2 separate regions of the Homo sapiens genome follow, and region 2 is linked to region 1. A link is a loop called in an ENCODE intact Hi-C map of the cell type or tissue named here. Cell type or tissue: heart left ventricle. All regions are shown on one strand. Each heading gives the region's core, and the rest is flanking DNA. Links, peaks and the distances in the headings are about the cores only. Region 1 overlaps LINC01768 (long intergenic non-protein coding RNA 1768). Region 2 overlaps LINC01768 (long intergenic non-protein coding RNA 1768).

The links. Hi-C counts contacts between places; a loop is a spot of excess contacts. Peaks named below come from ENCODE experiments on the same cell type or tissue, not always from the same donor. Only the 100,000 strongest peaks of a DNase experiment are listed, where the experiment ranks them.
Region 2: a loop joins it to region 1, with 2.3 times the contacts of the local background. A loop is called at or near these places in 8 of 110 quality-filtered maps.

The regions. Positions count from the first base shown.
Region 1 is chr1:109,891,519-109,900,924 of GRCh38, reverse strand. The region is part of intron 4 of LINC01768 (long intergenic non-protein coding RNA 1768); the gene reads right to left. Among named protein-coding and RNA genes, the nearest start is that of CSF1, 15 kb to the left of the region's middle. In heart left ventricle, for the core only: no CTCF peak of the experiment used is centred there; a DNase peak (open chromatin) is centred at 4,724; H3K27ac peaks cover 1,333 bases.
Region 2 is chr1:109,842,033-109,851,438 of GRCh38, reverse strand. All of the region lies in intron 4 of LINC01768 (long intergenic non-protein coding RNA 1768), which reads right to left. Among named protein-coding and RNA genes, the nearest start is that of LINC01768, 19 kb to the right of the region's middle. In heart left ventricle, for the core only: no CTCF peak of the experiment used is centred there; no DNase peak of the experiment used is centred there.

The DNA of each region.
Region 1 (9,406 bases), core at 885-8,884:
CCCTTTTCCCTGTGCCAGCTTATTTGCAGCTTCCGTCTGTGCCTGCCCTACACACCTGTACCTGCCTAGAGTAGGGACATGGAGTTTCAATACCCTGCACAAATACTGAGTGAGGATCTAGGTCTTGGTACCGGAGCACAGTGGAGAGTGAGACAGGCGAATTGAAATACCTCAGTCCCCACCCAAATGACCCTGTCCCTCTTTCAGGCTCCCCAGTGAATCATCTGGAGATTGCTCCATAAGCAAGGAATCTATTCAAGAGGAGGACCATCATGTCATGCCCCTTATTGTGTGACTTTTGGCAAACTGTAGAACCTCTCTGATGGGGATAGAAGTAACTCCTCCCTCAGGGCCTTGTCATGAGCAAATGTGATGGCAAATGTGAAGTCTTGGTAAACTTTAGAGCAGCCTCCAAAGTCCAGAAGATTAGGAGTAGGGAAGCCTTTCCACTGCTCCTCACCAGCATACACTTTCCAGGACATGCCTCCACGGCGGAGCGTCTCAGACCAGGCCTCTGCACCAGGATGGGGCTGACCTGTTCAGCGCTCACTACACCTTCCAGCAGCTTGTCCCATCCTCCCATCCTCCTCGACACCTGCCCCCTTTTTTTTTTTTCATTTCTTATAAGTAAGAAGAAGCTTCTAGCACTTCTAGGCGGCCTCATGAGTAAAGCTGTGATTTTCAAGGCTGCAATTTTTCTTCTGATTCTAGAGGATTTACTTCTTGTCGTGTGTGTGTGTGTGTGTGTGTGTGTGTGTGTGTGTGTGTTTTAACCTCTGAGTTGGACTGCATCCAAATTTCAACATCAGAAGAATGGGAAGTTCTTGAACATGTTTAAACTGTGAAGCCCATAGAAGCCAGATCATTCTTTTGTGGAACTACAAAAAAAAAATTTCTTTTTTTTGAGATGGAGTTTCGCATGCAGTGGCACGATCTCAGCTCACTGCAACCTCCGCCTCTTGGGTTCAAGCAATTCTCCTGCCTCAGCCTCCTGAATTGCTGGGACTACAGGCTTTAGCCACCACGCCCAGCTAATTTTTGTACCTTTAGTAGAGATGGGGTTTCACAATGTTGGCCAGGCTGGTCTTGAACTCCTGACCTCAGGTGATCCACCTGCCTCGGACTCCCAAAGCGCTGGGTTTACAGGCATGAGCCACCTCACCCGTCATCTTTTTAAATAACAGTGTATTCAACCTTAAATTAACCTAAATTGTGTTAAATCAGAGACTACTGGATCCTTGTTCTTGCTATGGTTTTAACACATCCCCCAAAAGTTCATGTGTTGGAAACTTAATCCCCAATATGACCATGCTGGGAGGTGGGGCCTACTAAAAAGTGATTGGGCCATGATGGGAAGTCCTCATGGATGGATTAATGTTATCATGAAAGTGTGCTGTTATCCATTGAGTCTGGCCCCTGATGCTTCTCTCTCTGTGTCTCACATGCTTGCTTGCCCTTCTACTCTGTTATAACGCAGCAAGAAGGCCCTCACCAGATGCCATGCAGATGCTGGGGCCATGCCCTTGGACTTCCCTGCTTCCAGAACTGGGGAAATAAATTTATTTTCTTTATAAATTACCCAGTCTCGAGTATTCTGTTATAGCAGCAGAAAACAGACTAAGACAATTCTCATGTAGACAACTCATAGCAGGGGTCAAAGTTTAAGGAAAATGTTGAGACCTCAAGTCCTAAGTGGGGAATATTCTACACTCAATCTTCAGATTGGGAAGGTTGGGGGTGTTTATGTATGTTTATGGGTAGGACTCCGGCTCTAGGAAACAGAATTTGAGAGCTCTGGGTCCCAGAATCAGGCCAAGCCTCAAAAACAATAGCCCTGGGTCATCAGGGCTCTGCTGGACTTCCAGCTCTCCTTCCTGCTGTGCTGCTCCCATGATGACGTTGGCCAGCCTATCCCTCCCACCCCACCCACCACCTCCTGATCATTCTTAGAAAGGGAATGAAGCAGGTAACATTCTTAGAAAGGGAATGATTAGTAACATGGGCTGGAGCAAGACTGCCTGGATTCAACTCCAGCCTCTGTACTTACTAGCTATGCAACCTTGGACAAGCCTTCTGTGCCTCTGTGCTTCAGTTGCCTTATCTGTAAAATGGAGATAGTAACAGCACTGACCTTAATTGTACTGATGAGGATTAACTGAGTTACTACAGGGGTCTACAGATCTTTTCTGTAAAGGGCCAGATAGTAAATATTTTTAGAATCTGCCATTATTCATCCCATGTCTGACAAAAATCGGATAGCCATCCACGGGATAAATCTTTTTTTTTTTTAAGACAAAGTCTTGATCTCTTGCTCTGTCACCCAGGCTGGAGCATAGTGGCACGATCTTGGCTCACTGCAACCTCCGCCTCCCAGGTTCAAGTGATTCTCCCACCTCAGCCTCCCAGGTAGCTGGGACTACAGGCGCCCACCATCATGCCCGGCTAATTTTTGTATTTTTAGTAGAGATGGGGTTTCACCATTTTGGCCAGGCTGGTCTTGAACTCCTGACCTCAAGTGATCCACCCAACTCGACCTCCCAAAATGCTGGGATTACAGGTGTGAGCCACTGTGCCCGGCTGATAAATCTTTACTTAATATTTACTATGTGCCTGGCTCAAGGTTAAGTGCTGGGATTTCCAAAGTAGAAGATAGTCTACTGTCAATGAGCTCACAGTCCAGCAGAGCTGGAAGGGGTGAGTGAGCCTGGTAAGCAGCCAGTGATGGCATCCCATAGTTAGTGCTGCGGAGAAAGAAGCCCAGGTTGCTCTGGGAGCCTCCAAGAGAAGGTCCAGGATCAGGTGCAGCTTTCAGGCCGATGACAGGTGAGCCAAGGAAAAGAGAGAAGGGTGGGGCAGGGAAGGGGGTCCCAGGCAGAGGGAGCAGCAAAAGCAAAGTGGAGAGGGGAGACTGGCTCGGTGTGGTAAGTGTGAGTGGCAGAGTGTTGGAGGGGTAAGGAAAAGCTTCTAGCACTTCTAGGAGGCCTCAGGCTCTGTCACAACTACTCCACTCTGCCATTGTATCATGAAAGCGGCCATAGACAATATGTACATGATAGGCATGTGTTCCAATAAAATGTATTTATAAAAACAAGCAGGGAGCTGGATTTGCCCAGAGGCCTATAGCTCACTGGCCCATGAGTTAATATGTGAAATAAGTACTTGTCATGTAGTAACACTCAACCAATGTTAGCAATTATTATTCATCATGAATCAACTAAATATTTGAGCACCTACTCTGTGCCAGGCCCTGTTCTGAGTGCTGGGGATATAGCCATGAACAACACAGACAAGGTTCCTGCTCTCGGGGAGCTTCCATTCTAGATGGCAGAGACAAAAATAAACAAGGAAACGAGAGAAAATACCAGTTCGTGGTAAGTGCTGTCTTAAAACTAAAGCAGGGACTGTGATAGTGATGTCAGGGTGGAATACGTCACTGCGGTGGCCAGCAAAGGCCTCTTGGAGGATGTAACGTTTAAGCCAAGACTAGCATGATGAGAAGGAGCCAGCTCTGTGGCAACTGCAAGAACAGAAATCCAGGCAGGAAAAAGCAGCTCAGGCTCTTGCTTCTGCTTTTGCCCTTAGCCCAGCTGCAAACCAGAGGCAAGGGTCTGCAATGCTGGGAGGGCCAGGAGGGGAGGGGGACAGCAAAGAGAGGACAGAAAGGAACATCTCTTTGGATCTTGCAACTCTGGGTGCTGCAGAGGCTGTGGGAGGGGGTGTTTCTCCTCATCCTCTTGATCCTTAGCCCATCTCCCAGGATACAATCCTTTTCTTAACATCCCGGCCCTCAACCCAACACCCCTCTCTCCTTTCTCCTCCATTCCCCTCACCGATTGGCTGAAAGCCCTCAGCCTAGGCATGGCAACATCTCTGCTTCGCACATCTGTCTCTGAGTCCCAGGCTTGCTTGAGCCAGTTTACCCATTACTTAAAGCCGGTGGTGCCACCCAGCTGGTGAGTAGGACGATCTGTAGCTGCTTCCTCCTGTACAACGGGTGTTTGGAATTCCATACACAGAGAAAGAGGTGGGTTTCACTGGAGCCACTCCCGGACACAGGTTTGCTTCCGTTGTTCTCCAGTTCAATGTTTCCTAAGCTCTTTTCCGATTGAGAAAGCTTCTCTGTGCATGTAGTTTCTGGCCCCTGCAGATGCTGCAAGCCCCCTCTCTTTCCCGCTCTCCACCCACAATGTGCAGCCTTCTCTTATTAGTTGAACATTCTGGCTCACACAGAATTCTAGAGGATGGCCTAGCCTAGGAACCAGACTACACAGGTGATGTTGCTCCTCTACAGAGAACAAATCCTCAACTCCAACAGCTTCTGGAGCTGGAGCCAGCCTGCTGAGGTTCCTACCACGTTGGTTTCTCACTTGCAGCTTCTACACCTGAGGGACATGTTTCCTGACCTGGTCCCAGCCTCTAGTTATGCCCTTCTGGGTAGCGCTCTGTCCCTCCTTCAATTCTCACTTCCTTTAGACACCTTCCCAGACTGTGTCCCCAACTCGGATGCCCCCTGGTTCCAGCATGTCCCTCAGGATGCGAGCCTCAGCCCTGGTTCCAGGATCTCCCTCCGGATGCGAGCCTCAGAACCAGCTCTGACTGGTGTGTCCTTCTCACCCCAACGTGCCAGGCATAGGGGTCTGAAATGGCACCTCCTCTCTCTGTGTCCCTCACATCTCGGCTGGCTGTGAGAGGGTTTCCAGGGCTACCAGACTCACCAGCGACTGGTGCTGTCAGGCTGGCTGTCATGTGGCATGGTGGATCCCACAGGCGGGTGGGCAGCATGGGGTGGGGTCGGTGTGTCCTCCAGCCCATTTGGGAGGCCTCCACCGCCCCAACTCTTTGTTGTGCCGCGTTGCTATTTTGGTACCCAGGAAGCTGGCCGGAAAAGGGAAAGTCTGACCCCTCTTCCTGTCAACAATGACTTTCTGCTTAGAGCTGACCCTTCTGGGGTGAGTCACCAGGAAGGGCAATCTGCCTCTGCCGAGGGGAGGAGGAACACCAGGAGGGGAGGCTCACTGTCCAGGGTCACCGAGGCTTGTGGCTAGACCAGGGTCTTCCTGCTGAAGAAGGGGCTCAGAATAGTCTGCCTGCTGACCCCCAAAAGTGGAGGTGGCCTCCAAATCCCTCCCCTAACTCCTCCCTGTCCTGCAGTTTCACCTGCAGGTCACACCAGATTGATGTCCTTAAACACAGCTGTGACCATGTCACATCTTGATTATAATCTTCAGAGGCTCTTTGTTGCCTCCAGAATGAAGTCCAAATGCCCTCACTTGGCCCCAACCTCCTCTTCGACCTCCTCACCCCCTGCTCCTTCATGCCTTCTGCTCCACCAGGCTGGCCTCTTTTGCTCCTGCATGTGACACAGCACACACAGCCGTCTCCACACTTCTGCCTTCGCCATGCCCTTCTCCATCATCCCCCTCCTTGGAATGCCTTTTCCTTTCCAGATGCACCATTCCCATTTCCAATCCCACATCACCCTTCCATCTATCCAAAAAATATTTAATGAGCACCTTCTGTGTGCCGAGTCCAGTGCTATGAGCTGAAGTTTCCACCTCCAATGAGCTAGACAAGCACTCATGGGCCTGTCAGGCTTGCAGAAGGTACAGAGACATACTCAGGCACTTGCAATGTAGCACCTGGGAGGGACACCTCACCCACCTCGAGATCACAGAAGGTGGCTGGTGGAGGTCACACCCCTGCTGATTTCCTGGGGAGTGAGTAGGAGGTAGGTGGGTAAGGGAATAAGGGCTGGAAGCTGGCAGCAAAAATGTGTGGACCAGAGGAACCAGAAAGTAGGAAGACCTCAGTCAAGAGTCAGTGCATTCTAGGAACTGAAAGCTGGTCATAAAATTTGGAGTAGAAGGTGTGAGGTGGGTGGTGAGAAGAGGCGGGGAGTGGCCCAGTGGTCCCTCACAGTTTGGTCTTTATCGTAAGAGCCAGGAGAAGCCAGTGAATGGTTTATAGCAGAGGTTCACAGTGTGCAAATTTGCATCTTGGAAAGTCCAGAGTGACTGGAGTGGGGACCACAGATTGGAGGAGGGTGAGCTGCAGGTGGGGAGACTTTACATGGGAACGGTTTATACAGTCTGGGCCAAGGTCATGGTGGCGTGAGTCGTGTTCCCCCTTAGCCTCCAGCCACATTCGCCTTCTTTACATCTCATTTCCCACCTGGGGCCATTGCACTTGCTCTTTCCTCTGCCTGAAACACTGTGTCCCCTGACACTCACATGGCTTGTGCATCCAAATAATCCAAGTTTCTGTCTAGAGTGGACCCTGACCGCCATCACTCTCAATGTGCTTCCCTTGCTTTAATTTTCATCTTGGCATTTATCACTCCCCGACTGATATGTTGTAGGTTGTGCATGTGTTTCTCTATCTCCATCACTAGAATGAGACCTCCCTCAGGGGAGGGGTTTAGTCTGCCTGCTTTGCCTTCACTTTGGAGGTACCTGAGGCATGCCCAGTGTGGACATCTAGTAGACACTGGTGATGGGATGCAACCGGGAGCATCTGACTCACCAGGAAGCACCATAGCTGCACTTGTGGCAGGGAACGGGATGGTGGGGGTGACAGCAGAACTTCAGTCAGAGTGGGAAGAGAAGGGGCCTGGAAGAGAACCCGAGGTCTGCAACACCTCTGCCTCAGGTAGAGGAGAGGAACCCTCAGAGGAGGAAAGAAGGGATGGTCAGAGAGTGGACCTTATACAAGTGCTGCGCTTTGTGCCTCAGATGGGTGCTTTAGGTTGTGTGGTGCAGCACCGAGGTACCAGGGAGTGGAGATTCCTGACAGGAGGAGCGGACCAAGAACATTGCAAGCCTCAGAGAGCTGGAGGCTGCCAAAGCCCCCTGGGGTAGGCCACTGCAGCTTCCAGAGTGTGCAGACAGACTCCAGGCACAGTGGGGAGGAAAAGAGGAGTTTGGCTGAGGAGAGATGGAAGACGGGGAGCGCTGTGGTGAATAATGACCACAGCCTCTTTAACTGCTCTGCTGGCCCCGCTTTGCCAGCAAATTCTCCATGCAGAGTAATATTTTAAAAGCATAAATCAGATCATGTCACTCCCTTGTTCAAAACCATTACTTAGAATAAAATGCAAACTCCCTAAAGTGACAAACAAGGCCCTAGGGGACCTGGCCTTACCTTGTCCTCTGACTTCTTCTCCCCGGAACTGTGTCCTGCTCACTCCACTACTACCCCTCGACTCCTTGCTGGTCCCTAAGCAAGCTGCTCCCTGCCTCAGAGCACTGGCTGGTGCTGCTCACTCTTCCTGGAAGGCCCTCCTGGATATTGTCACCTGGCCCTCCCCTTCACCACATTCAAGCCTCTGTTCAAATGTCACCTCCTCAGAGAGGCTCTTGCTGAGCATCCTAAGATAGAACTCTCCACCCTTTGTCACTTTTCCTTATTTTTTGCGTGGAAGGCAATTATATTTATTATGTATTACATGTTTGTGTATTTGCTGGCTTCCTTCTTGTTCATCTTCCCCACTAAAGTGTGAGCTCCAGGAGGACAGGGGTTTTGTCTGCTTTGTTCACTCTACATTCTTAGCCCACAGAACAGCCCACAGAACAGCACATAGCACACACTGAGCACACAATAAATGTGCTGAATGGATGTTCGACTAATGAACAACAATCTCTAAAGCGAATTCGCAAGGAGTCTGACATGCAATGGCTCAGCACAACAGCTTTGCAAAGGGGCATCCCCATTTTACAGAGGAGCAAGCCTGGACTTGGAGTAGCTGAGTAACTTGGCCACAGGCAGAGCCCGAGCTTACTGGATTGTAGGCCGTGACCACAGACCAGCTCTTCTTACCCAACTGGGGGACCCTTTCAGAGAGGAACAATCTAGGCCCTCCCTCCACCTTCTCCTAGTTTCAGTAGGGAGATGAGAAGACAATGTGGGGAATAAAGAAGTCCAGCGAGGAGCGCTGGGAGGAGAGGAGGAGGAGGAGCCCCAAGGAGCCGGCTGCTGGAGGAGAGGGCGTCTGTCTTGGCTCCTTGCCGAGGCCTGAGGAGAGAGGCTGTCCTTTGAGTAAGAATTACATGCCCTACATCCCAAGCTAAAGGGCACCTTGGATCCCAAAGCCCACTTCTACCTTCAGGGGATGAGCAGAGATTTGCCTCAGGATGGGAGGGCCCTTCCTAAGGAAGCCCTGACCCTCTGGAAACTTCTCCCTCTCCACCTCCCCACCACCCACTGCAAGCTGCTGGGAATTCCCCACTTCCTGGTAGGAACTATAGAGCCCCAGGGGGAGTTTCCTCAGCCCTGGAATTCAGGACACTTTCCTGCTTTTATGATACTGTCTTCACCCTCTGCATACCAACCCCTCCCCAATACAAATTGGTGGCAAGTAGGTGGAGGAAGGAGGGTCCACTGGAGAACCCCCCCTTACCACCCAGCCCAGGAGCAAACAATTTCTCCCCAGGGCTCAGAAGCTGCCTGTGAGCTTCTTGTTTGGGGCTCACACTGAGTTCCCCCTGTCCTTTATTTGAGATGAGTGACTCGTGACACCACAACTGCTGAATCTACAGCCTCCAAAACCATGCTGGGGTCCAATCTCTAGCCCGGGCAGGAGGCATTCTGCTGGTGCATCTCAGTGTGCCCCCACGCTGTCCCGGTAAGTCACTCCAGCCTGGTCCCTGGAGTTCTTGGCCCTGTCTCTGCTTGCTGGAAGTGCCCCTTCCCTGTCCGTTTCCTGGCAGCGTGTAGGAAAGAATGATGGACAACAGGCCAAAGCTGGGAGGTCTTGTTCGGTCAGCCAGCCTCAGGGAGCCCAGCTGGGATGAGCATCAGCTTGCTGGCATCTGGGGTCTAGACAGCAGTCACATGAGTTGTGTGCACTTGTCTAGTCTGAGACACATCCCAGGCCAACTGTTTGCTCATGTGTCCCCAGAGCACCTGCTACTTCCGGGAAGCTCTCTTGTAACTCATTTCAGAAAACACCCAATCTGCCAAGGCTTCGCTACAAGGCACTGGAAGAGAGAAGAATAAAAGAATGGAGAAGACAGAGCTCCTGCCTTCCAGGAGTCTAGAGGCCCATCCTAACAATCATCACTGTGGTTTAAGATGTGCCAGCCTCTGGAATGAGGTGTGGGGACTCAGCGATAAGTAAAACATTTCTCTGAACTTCAGAAATTTAGATTGTAGCTGGGGAGAGAGACATATAAACTGGTAATTCTACTACATGGTGGAATTACCTGAAAAGCCAGGCAGCTCCTCCCTCCAGCCTCAGCTGAGATGTCATCTTCCCACAGGAAGTCTTCCCTGACCCTCGTCTGGGTAGACGTCCTTCAAGCATCACAGCATATACCACTAAGCTGTGCCATTGCCTGGCAGCCTAGCAGAAACTCCCATTCCCCCATCACCAAAACATGAACACTCTGAAGGCAGGGACTGGCCTTCT
Region 2 (9,406 bases), core at 125-8,124, 49 kb after region 1:
ACTAGCAGTGGGCTAGGCTCCGTGGGCATGGGACCCACTGAGCCAGTCATGGGATATGATCTCCTGGTGTGCCATTTGCTAAGACCATTGGAAAAGTGCAGTCTTTGGGAGGGAGTGTCCCGATTTTCCAGGTACAGTCTGTCACGGCTTCCCTTGGCTAGGAAAGGGAAATCCTCTGACCCCTTGTGCTTCCTGGGTGAGGTGATGCCCTGCCCTGCTTCAGCTCACCCTCCATGAGCTGCACCCACTGTCCAACCAGTCCCAATGAGATGAACCAGCTACCTCAGTTGGAAACGCAGAAATCACCGTCTTCTGTGTTGATCACCCTGGGAGCTGCAGACCAGAGCTGTTCCTATTCAGCCATCTTGGAACAGACCTCCAGAAAATCTGAATACGTTCTTATCAAATGTATGAGTAATGCAAAGTTCGCAAGGATGACTAATATATTAAATGACAGATTCCACATTCAATTTAGTCAGAATAGCTAGAATGATGAACCAAAAGTCCCAAGATGAAATTTTATGGGGAAAAATGTAAAGCTAAACCTTCAGGTTCAAAAAACTACTTGTGAGAATAAACTGAAGGACTTAGATGAGAGCAACTCATGTGGGGAAATTTCTGGAGATTTATAGTTGACACTAGCTTAATAGGAGATAGCATTATGACTTGATTTCTCAAAAAGGTAACCAAATTTTAGACCACATTGATACTGTTCTAATATCAACTAACTCATCAACTGAGTTTCTTCCCAATAGATTAAAATGATTTTAAAATAGGTCGTTGAAATGTTTACTGGGGCAAATGCTCAGCATCTATCAAATACAAAATGAGCAGCCTGAAGATTCCACACTGTTCCTTCTAAATGGTGCCCTTCCTCACACAAGGAGCTAAGTATGTACCAGGCCAAGGGCTCGAAGAAGCAGAAATAGATCAGGCTGGAGCTGTGGGCATAGCCATTGCCCTACAACAAACTGCATGGGCTGCAGCAGCACTTGGTGCCCCGCCCGGGCACTCCCTCACTTCTGCCTTCAGAATTTCACACACAGATCTCTTGCAGCCCACACCAACTCCACACTATACAGAGAAAGGAATTCTGGGAGCTGTAGTTCCAGCTTAGCTAAATTGACACCATGCAAATCCAACACATCTGAAAGATTATTTTTTAACTTAAAAACCTTTCATTTTGAAATAATATTCAATTTCCAAAAAACTGCAAAAATAATTCCCGTATGCCTTTCACTGAGCATTCTTAAATGTTAACATCTTACATAACCATACATTATTACCAAAATCAGGAAATTGACATTGATACTGTTAACTACTTTACAGATCCTATTCAAACTAAGTTAATTGTCCCACTAATCTCCCTTTTCTGGTACAGAAAATCCAATCCAGGCTTCAATGTAGCATTTAGTTGTCGTGTCTCCCTAGTCGCCTCCATTCTGGGACAGTTCCTCAGTCTTCTGAAAAACATTTTAAGAATAAAAAACCAGAAAATGTCCAGAATGGTGAAGGCCTGGAAAGCAACGGCCCCGAGGAAATACTGCTGGAACTGGAGCTATCAGCCTAGAGTGAAGTCTCAGGGGATACATTAGTCATCTTCAAAGTTGTCTTCAACACTAAACGATCTTCCTGCAGAAGATGGAATGGATTTATTCTGTGTTGCCCCAGAGGGTGGAAATAGAATTAGCATATTCTGTGGAGTAGGTAATTCTATAGGTGGAATTACTACTAGGAAGAGTTCAACTTGTCACTATGTAGAACATTCTGTCGGTTAGAACTAACTGTACCCTAGGCCTGGGTGAGAGCAAACAGAGCTGGATGAGAGCAAACAGATAGGCCTGAGTAACAAGAAGCTAGGTGGAGGCAGGTGGGATGGGGAGGGCCTGGCAGGAGCAGGAATAGAAAGGGGCAGCTGGCCAGGGCCCACATGACTTAGGGATATTGCATTCAGGATGGAGAGCAAAATGGACAGAGACTTCATTGGCAGGCCCAAGGGAGAAGGTGGGTGAGGCAGCAGCAGACACAGAGGACACTTCCATCCAAATAGGTTTGCTACCAAATTCTATTAATAAGCAACTTGAGCCATTACCTGCAGCCCTACCTGAGGACAGTTCATCTAGTTTGTCCACTCTTCAAAGGTCTCTTTTAAAAGGACCTGTCATAAGAGAGAGGGTAATCTGGAGGGACAGAAATTGTCTTTGGTCTGGGAGTTCTGTGTTGGGAGCAGAAGCACAGCAGCACCTCTTAGGGGGTACTGAGGCATGCTAGGAGCTGGAAAGGAGTCAAATCCTTGGCATGGCTTAAGTCTGGGCAGTCCTTGTAGCTGAAGGTTTGACCAGGATCCTTCAAAGTGATGATATCCATCTGAAATTCATGTCACCACTGAAAACAAAGCCAACTAAATGGCAGTGAGGGAAAGCAATTAGCCAAAGCATACGTAAAGATCTTAGTTACATTTCTACTTTCAAAGTCAGTCAATAATTGAGATTTCTGGTCCAGCAAATATTTAGTTCAATAAAATCATCATGAGTAAGTAGCTAAGAAGTGTATCACAAGGCAACGTTGTCATTACCATGGTCTTATCCATCTGTCTGCTCACAGATTCACATATCTGTTTGTCCATCTTGCCATTAGTCAGTCCATCATCTGTCCCTCCACCCATCCATTCATACTTTCTCCATCAAGCAAACATTGATTAATTTACTTATGGTCTGCTGCGCCCAGTGGCCACACCTGTAATCCCAGCACTTTGGAAGGCCGAGGCAGGCAGATCATTTGAGGCCAGGAGTTCAAGACCAGCCTGGCCAACATGGCAAAACCCTATCTCTACTAAAAATAAAAAAATTAGCTGGGTGTGGTGGTGCACACCTGTAATCCCAGCTACTCAGGAGGCTGAGGCATGAGAATTGCTTGAACCCAGGGAAGAGGAGGTTGCAGTGAGCCAAGATCATGCCACTGCACTCCAGCATGGGCGACAGAGTGAGACTCTGTCTCAAAAAAAAAAAAAAAATTAGCTATGGTCTAATGGATGGTGGAGGGGTAGAGGTAACAAAACAATGAAGCTGTCAGTGGATGAAACCCAGACTTAAGCCAAGGAAATTTAGATTTCCATTTAAAACTCATCCAACTGAGAAAGAAATTTCTTCTTTTTTTTTTTTTTTTTTGGAGACAGAGTCTTGCTCTCTCACTTAGGTTGGAGTGCAGTGGCACCATCATGGCTCACTGCAGTCTCAACTTCCTGGGTTCAAATGATCCTCCAGCCTCAACCTCCCGAGTAGCTGGGACCTCAGGTACATGCCACCATGCCCAGCTAATTTTTTACTTTTTGTAGAGACTGGGTCTTACTATGTTGCCCAGGCTGATCTCAAACTCCTGGTCTCAAGCAATCCTCCTACTTTGGCCTCCAAAAGTGTTGGGATTACAGGTGTGAGCCATCACACCCAGTCTAGCAATTTCTATACATGATTCAAAGTGATTTATAGGCAATAAGTAAAAGTTATTTGAATTTCCACAGCAGGTTCAGATTTTATGTGACTCATGAAAAATTCTTGGAATTGAAATCAGATTCAACAAAATTCCATCAACTAGGAAGAGAGGGATCAATATCCAATCCCTCCCTCTTTCCAACTCAAGACTATGGGAACCTCTGTGATGAGCTGATGTGGTCCCTGCTGAGGACCACTGGTGGGAAAGGCCACCAAGAACCACCAAGGGAGAAACTTACCAGAGGGGAAGGGGATTGAGAAGAGGTAATTTGACTGTTACCTCCTGACCCAGATGCTCTGACAGGGTGGGCGCGTGTGTGGGAGTCCAAGTGTGGAGCTTTCTTGGCTGAGCATGTCACTGGTGCATGGGAATTTTCTTCCTCAACAAATCACCAAGGCTTGAGCATGGGTCTGAATTGTCAGTGCCATTGGAGCAGCGAGCTGGGTGAGGCTGCCTGTGGTCAATGATCACTGTCATCAAAGGATTTGAGTTCCTGGCACTGCTCTGTCACTCACTGGCCACCTGACTTGGCTCAGATTCCCAGCCATGAATTGGGGACATTATAATTTCCCTCTCACCAGAATCCTTTAGAGGCCTAAAGGCTACAATGAGAGGATACTGCCGGGGGTTGTGGGGGCGGTGTCAGAACCCTGGCATTGTGAAGTGGTAGACTCGCGGGTTGGTAAAAAGAACTTACCAGCAACAGGATATGTTTGAAAAAGGAAAGTTTATTAGAAAAAACACTGCAGAAGGGTGCAGCAGGACACCTCAGGGAGAGGACTGAACTTGCCATGGTAGATTTTTCCTTAGGGGTACTTATGGACCTTCAGGCAGGAGCTTGAGGGTAATTTGAACCATACTAGCCAGCCACATAAGTCATGATACATGATTACATTTGTAGAATTTTGGTGCCTTAGGTTGCACAATGAGTTTTGGCATGGCATTCCAGAGATTTATAAGAATTCTAGTTATGGGCCAGTCTCGGTGGCTCACACCTGCAATCCCAGCACTTTGGGAGGCCGAGGCAGGTGAACCACGAGGTCAGGAGTTCAAGACCAGCCTGGCCAACATGGTGAAACCTCGTCTCTACTAAAAATACAAAAATTAGCTGGGCATAATGGCACGTGCCTGTAGTCCCAGCTGCTCAGGAGGCTGAGGCAGGAGAATCGCTTGAACTGGGACCTGGCAGGCAGGGGCTGCAGTAAGCTGAGATTGCGCCATTGCACTCCAGCCTGGGCCACAGAGCGAGACTCCATCTCAAAAAATAAATAAATAAATAAATAGATAAATAAATAAATTCCAGTTACGTATAAATTTTGTGGGGGAAAGAAATCTGGAACCAGATGTCTGCTCTATATAATAGGAAAGTCTAATTACTTCTAATTTCCCCAGATGAGGAGTTTTGCCTCCGGATGGCCTGTTTGATGGTCACCAGGTGGTCTTTGCTCCCTTCTAAATCCCTCAGATAAGGAGTTTTTGTCTCTGGGGCCTGTTCAATGATCACTGGGTGATTTTTGCTCTCCTCAGATACTTGGGAGTGTGTTTCAGGAACCAGCTCCAGCCAGCTTTTTCCCATCCTTAGATGGGCAATCAAGCATCACCTCCTACTGATTAGCGCTTTGATCTCGGCTGAGAGAAACTGTCAACAAAACCTTAAATCATCAGTCATTTTGCCCTACTTTGAACAGTAGTGTTCTTTGATTTCTTTTTCTCTTTTTACCTAACATTTCTGAGCTTAATTCTGCTATAAGATGGGGGTAACAGAATGTATCTCATTGAGTTACTATAAAAATTAAATGAGGTATTAAGTGTCTACAGAAAGGCAAGGTCTGGTACAGGCTTGGTATGAGAAATCAATTCCTGCTTCATTGTTCCTTGGATCTATAGCTTTAATGAATACGTGAAGAGTAGGTCCTCAGAAATAGTTAATCATAGCTAAAATTTATTGAGCACTCACTTTAGGTCAGCACAGTGTTATATGCCCTTTTTATGTTAACTTGTTTAATCCTTATAACAGACCTATGGGTTGTGTACAAATACAATTTCCATTTTACAGAAAGAAACTAGGAACACAGAGAAGTTAAGTAACTTGCCCAAGATCACACAGCTGGTAAATAGTAGAGCCAGTGCACGAACTCACACATTGCATTCCCAGAGCCCTTGCTCCTAAGTGCTGTACTACACTGCATCGTTACTGAGGCAGAAACACAAAGTCAGTCCCAATTCAGCTTGAAAGTAGCTAATGGTAATGAGATATAGTTTACCTCTAATTTGTGGGAAACTTGGCCAGATGGGGCTTAGTTCCATCTACTTTGCTGTGCCTTTCTAAGTCATGTCAACGATGTGTTTTAGTCTGTTTGTCTCCCTTGATTTCTTTATGCTGCTCACCTCAAGTCGGAGGCAATTTGACCTTTTATGTTTTAATACTGCTAAATGGTCAAGGGCTTGAGGGAAAGGGAGAGAAAGCAACAGGATTAACACAATATTATGTGTCATAAATGGATTGTATCCTGGATCTAGCTAGACATTAAAAAATTAGGTCAGATAGGAACGGGGAAAAAAGGGAGATCCTCTTTTAAGCAACATGATTAGAAACTAATTGCCATCTGTAAGGCACAGTACAAAATAAGGATTTCCCATATCAAAGAAGCTGGGAAATTTTACCCCGTGGCCCCAGATATCAGTAGGAAACAGAAAGAGAAGTCCATCAGTACCAAGGTGGAGGATGCAAGGAATGAGAGACACATAAGCAGCCAGGAAACAGGAGTCACCATGTTAACCCACCATACTGGGTAAAATGGCCCAGAAATACAAGGGAAGGGGAACCCACCCCCCAAGCCAAGGATGTGGGAAGGGCAGGATTCTACTTGGAGGGCTTTTTGCCTAGCTCTTTGTCTAGTGTAGCAGACAGGAAGGATTCCAGTTGTCATAAAAACAGGGGTGAACTATGCTACATTTATGCTCTGAGCACTGACCATGCATCTGACCCCTTGGTGAACGCCAGGATGCACAGATGAACAAAAGATCTTACCTACCTTACTGAAACTCACCATCTCCTGGGGCAGATGGACCAGCAACGGTGTGATTGCCATGCTGTGTAATGGTTGCTTTTATGGACTTGGGGTAAGAGGAGCAAAGAGGAAGTGGGTCCAGGTAGAGATAATATGTCTGAGCTGCAACTTGGAGAATAACAAGGTGTTTTCTAGGTGGATGGCACTGAAGTTTTGTTATTCCTGGCAGAGGAATCATTTGTAAAGACACTGGAATCCCAACTGGTTTGCCATGTTGGGGAAAGTAAGTTGTTGGGTAGGATGGGAGTGGAAGGCCTGTGTGTGAACATGCGATGTAGGAGCAGGAGACTGGGCAGAGTCAGATCAAGGTGTTAGTTTATCCAGAAGGCACCACTCACCTCTGACAGTTGCTGAGGTCACCAAACCTTCCCTGCTGGGGTGCCGTGCCCCCAGGGCAGTACTTTTCAAACTACAAGTCACAACCCATTGGATAATGAAATCAATTTAGTGTCTGAAAACTAGAATTTTTTTATTTTTTATTTTTTAATTAATTAATTTATTTATTTATTATACTTTAAGTTTTAGGGTACATGTGCACAATGTGCAGGTTAGTTACATATGTATACGTGTGCCATGCTGGTGCGCTGCACCCACTAACTCATCATCTAGCATTAGGTATATCTCCCAATGCTATCCCTCCCCCCTCCCCCCACCCCACAACAGTCCCCAGAGTGTGATGTTCCCCTTCCTGTGTCCATGTGTTTTCATTGTTCAATTCCCACCTATGAGTGAGAATATGCGGTGTTTGGTTTTTTGTTCTTGCGACAGTTTACTGAGAATGATGATTTCCAATTTCATCCATGTCCCTACAAAGGACATGAACTCATCATTTTTTATGGCTGCATGGTATTCCAGGGTGTATATGTGCCACATTTTCTTAATCCAGTCTATCATTGTTGGACATTTGGGTTGGTTCCAAGTCTTTCTTATTGTGAATAATGCTGCAATAAACATACGTGTGCATGTGTCTTTATAGCAGCATGATTTATAGTCCTTTGGGTATATACCCAGTAATGGGATGGCTGGGTCAAATGGTATTTCTAGTTCTAGATCCCTGAGGAATCGCCACACTGACTTCCACAATGGTTGAACTAGTTTACAGTCCCACCAACAGTGTAAAAGTGTTCCTATTTCTCCACATCCTCTCCAGCACCTGTTGTTTCCTGACTTTTTAATGATTGCCATTCTAACTGGTGTGAAATGGTATCTCATTGTAGTTTTGATTTGCATTTCTCTGATGGCCAGTGATGGTGAGCATTTTTTCATGTGTTTTTTGGCTGCATAAATGTCTTCTTTTGAGAAGTGTCTGTTCATGTCCTTTGCCCACTTTTTGATGGGGTTGTTTGTTTTTTTCTTGTAAATTTGTTTGAGTTCATTGTAGATTCTGGATATTAGCCCTTTGTCAGATGAGTAGGTTGCGAAAATTTTCTCCCATTTTGTAGGTTGTCTGTTCACTCTGATGGTAGTTTCTTTTGCTGTGCAGAAGCTCTTTAGTTTAATTAGATCCCATTTGTCAATTTTGGCTTTTGTTGCCATTGCTTTTGGTGTTTTAGACATGAAGTCCTTGCCCATGCCTATGTCCTGAATGGTAATGCCTAGGTTTTCTTCTAGGGTTTTTATGGTTTTAGGTCTAATGTTTAAGTCTTTAATCCATCTTGAATTGATTTTTGTATAAGGTGTAAGGAAGGGATCCAGTTTCAGCTTTCTACATATGGTGAGCCAGTTTTCCCAGCACCATTTATTAAATAGGGAATCCTTTCCCCATTGCTTGTTTTTCTCAGGTTTGTCAAAGATCAGATAGTTGTAGATATGCGGTGTTATTTCTGAGGGCTCTGTTCTGTTCCATTGATCTATATCTCTGTTTTGGTACCAGTACCATGCTGTTTTGGTTACTGTAGCCTTGTAGTATAGTTTGAAGTCAGGTAGTGTGATGCCTCCAGCTTTGTTCTTTTGGCTCAGGATTGACTTGGTGATGCGGGCTCTTTTTTGGTTCCATATGAACTTTAAAGTAGTTTTTTCCAATTCTGTGAAGAAAGTCATTGGTAGCTTGATGGGGATGGCACTGAATCTGTAAATTACCTTGGGCAATACGGCCATTTTCACGATATTGATTCTTCCTACCCATGAGCATGGAATGTTCTTCCATTTGTTTGTATCCTCTTTTATTTCCTTGAGCAGTGGTTTGTAGTTCTCCTTGAAGAGGTCCTTCACATCCCTTGTAAGTTGGATTCCTAGGTATTTTATTCTCTTTGAAGCAATTGTGAATGGGAGTTCACTCATGATTTGGCTCTCTGTTTGTCTGTTGTTGGTGTATAAGAATGCTTGTGATTTTTGTACATTGATTTTGTATCCTGAGACTTTGCTGAAGTTGCTTATCAGCTTAAGGAGATTTTGGGCTGAGACAATGGGGTTTTCTAGATATACAATCATGTCGTCTGCAAACAGGGACAATTTGACTTCCTCTTTTCCTAATTGAATACCCTTTATTTCTTTCTCCTGCCTGATTGCCCTGGCCAGAACTTCCAACACTATGTTGAATAGGAGTGGTGAGAGAGGGCATCCCTGTCTTGTGCCATTTTTCAAAGGGAATGCTTTCAGTTTTTGCCCATTCAGTATGATATTGGCTGTGGGTTTGTCATAGATAGCTCTTATTATTTTGAGATACGTCCCATGAATACCTAATTTATTGAGAGTTTTTAGCATGAAGTGTTGTTGAATTTTGTCAAAGGCCTTTTCTGCATCTATTGAGATAATCATGTGTTTTTTGTCTTTGGTTCCGTTTATATGCTGGATTACATTTATTGATTTGCATATATTGAACCAGCCTTGCATCCCAGGGATGAAGC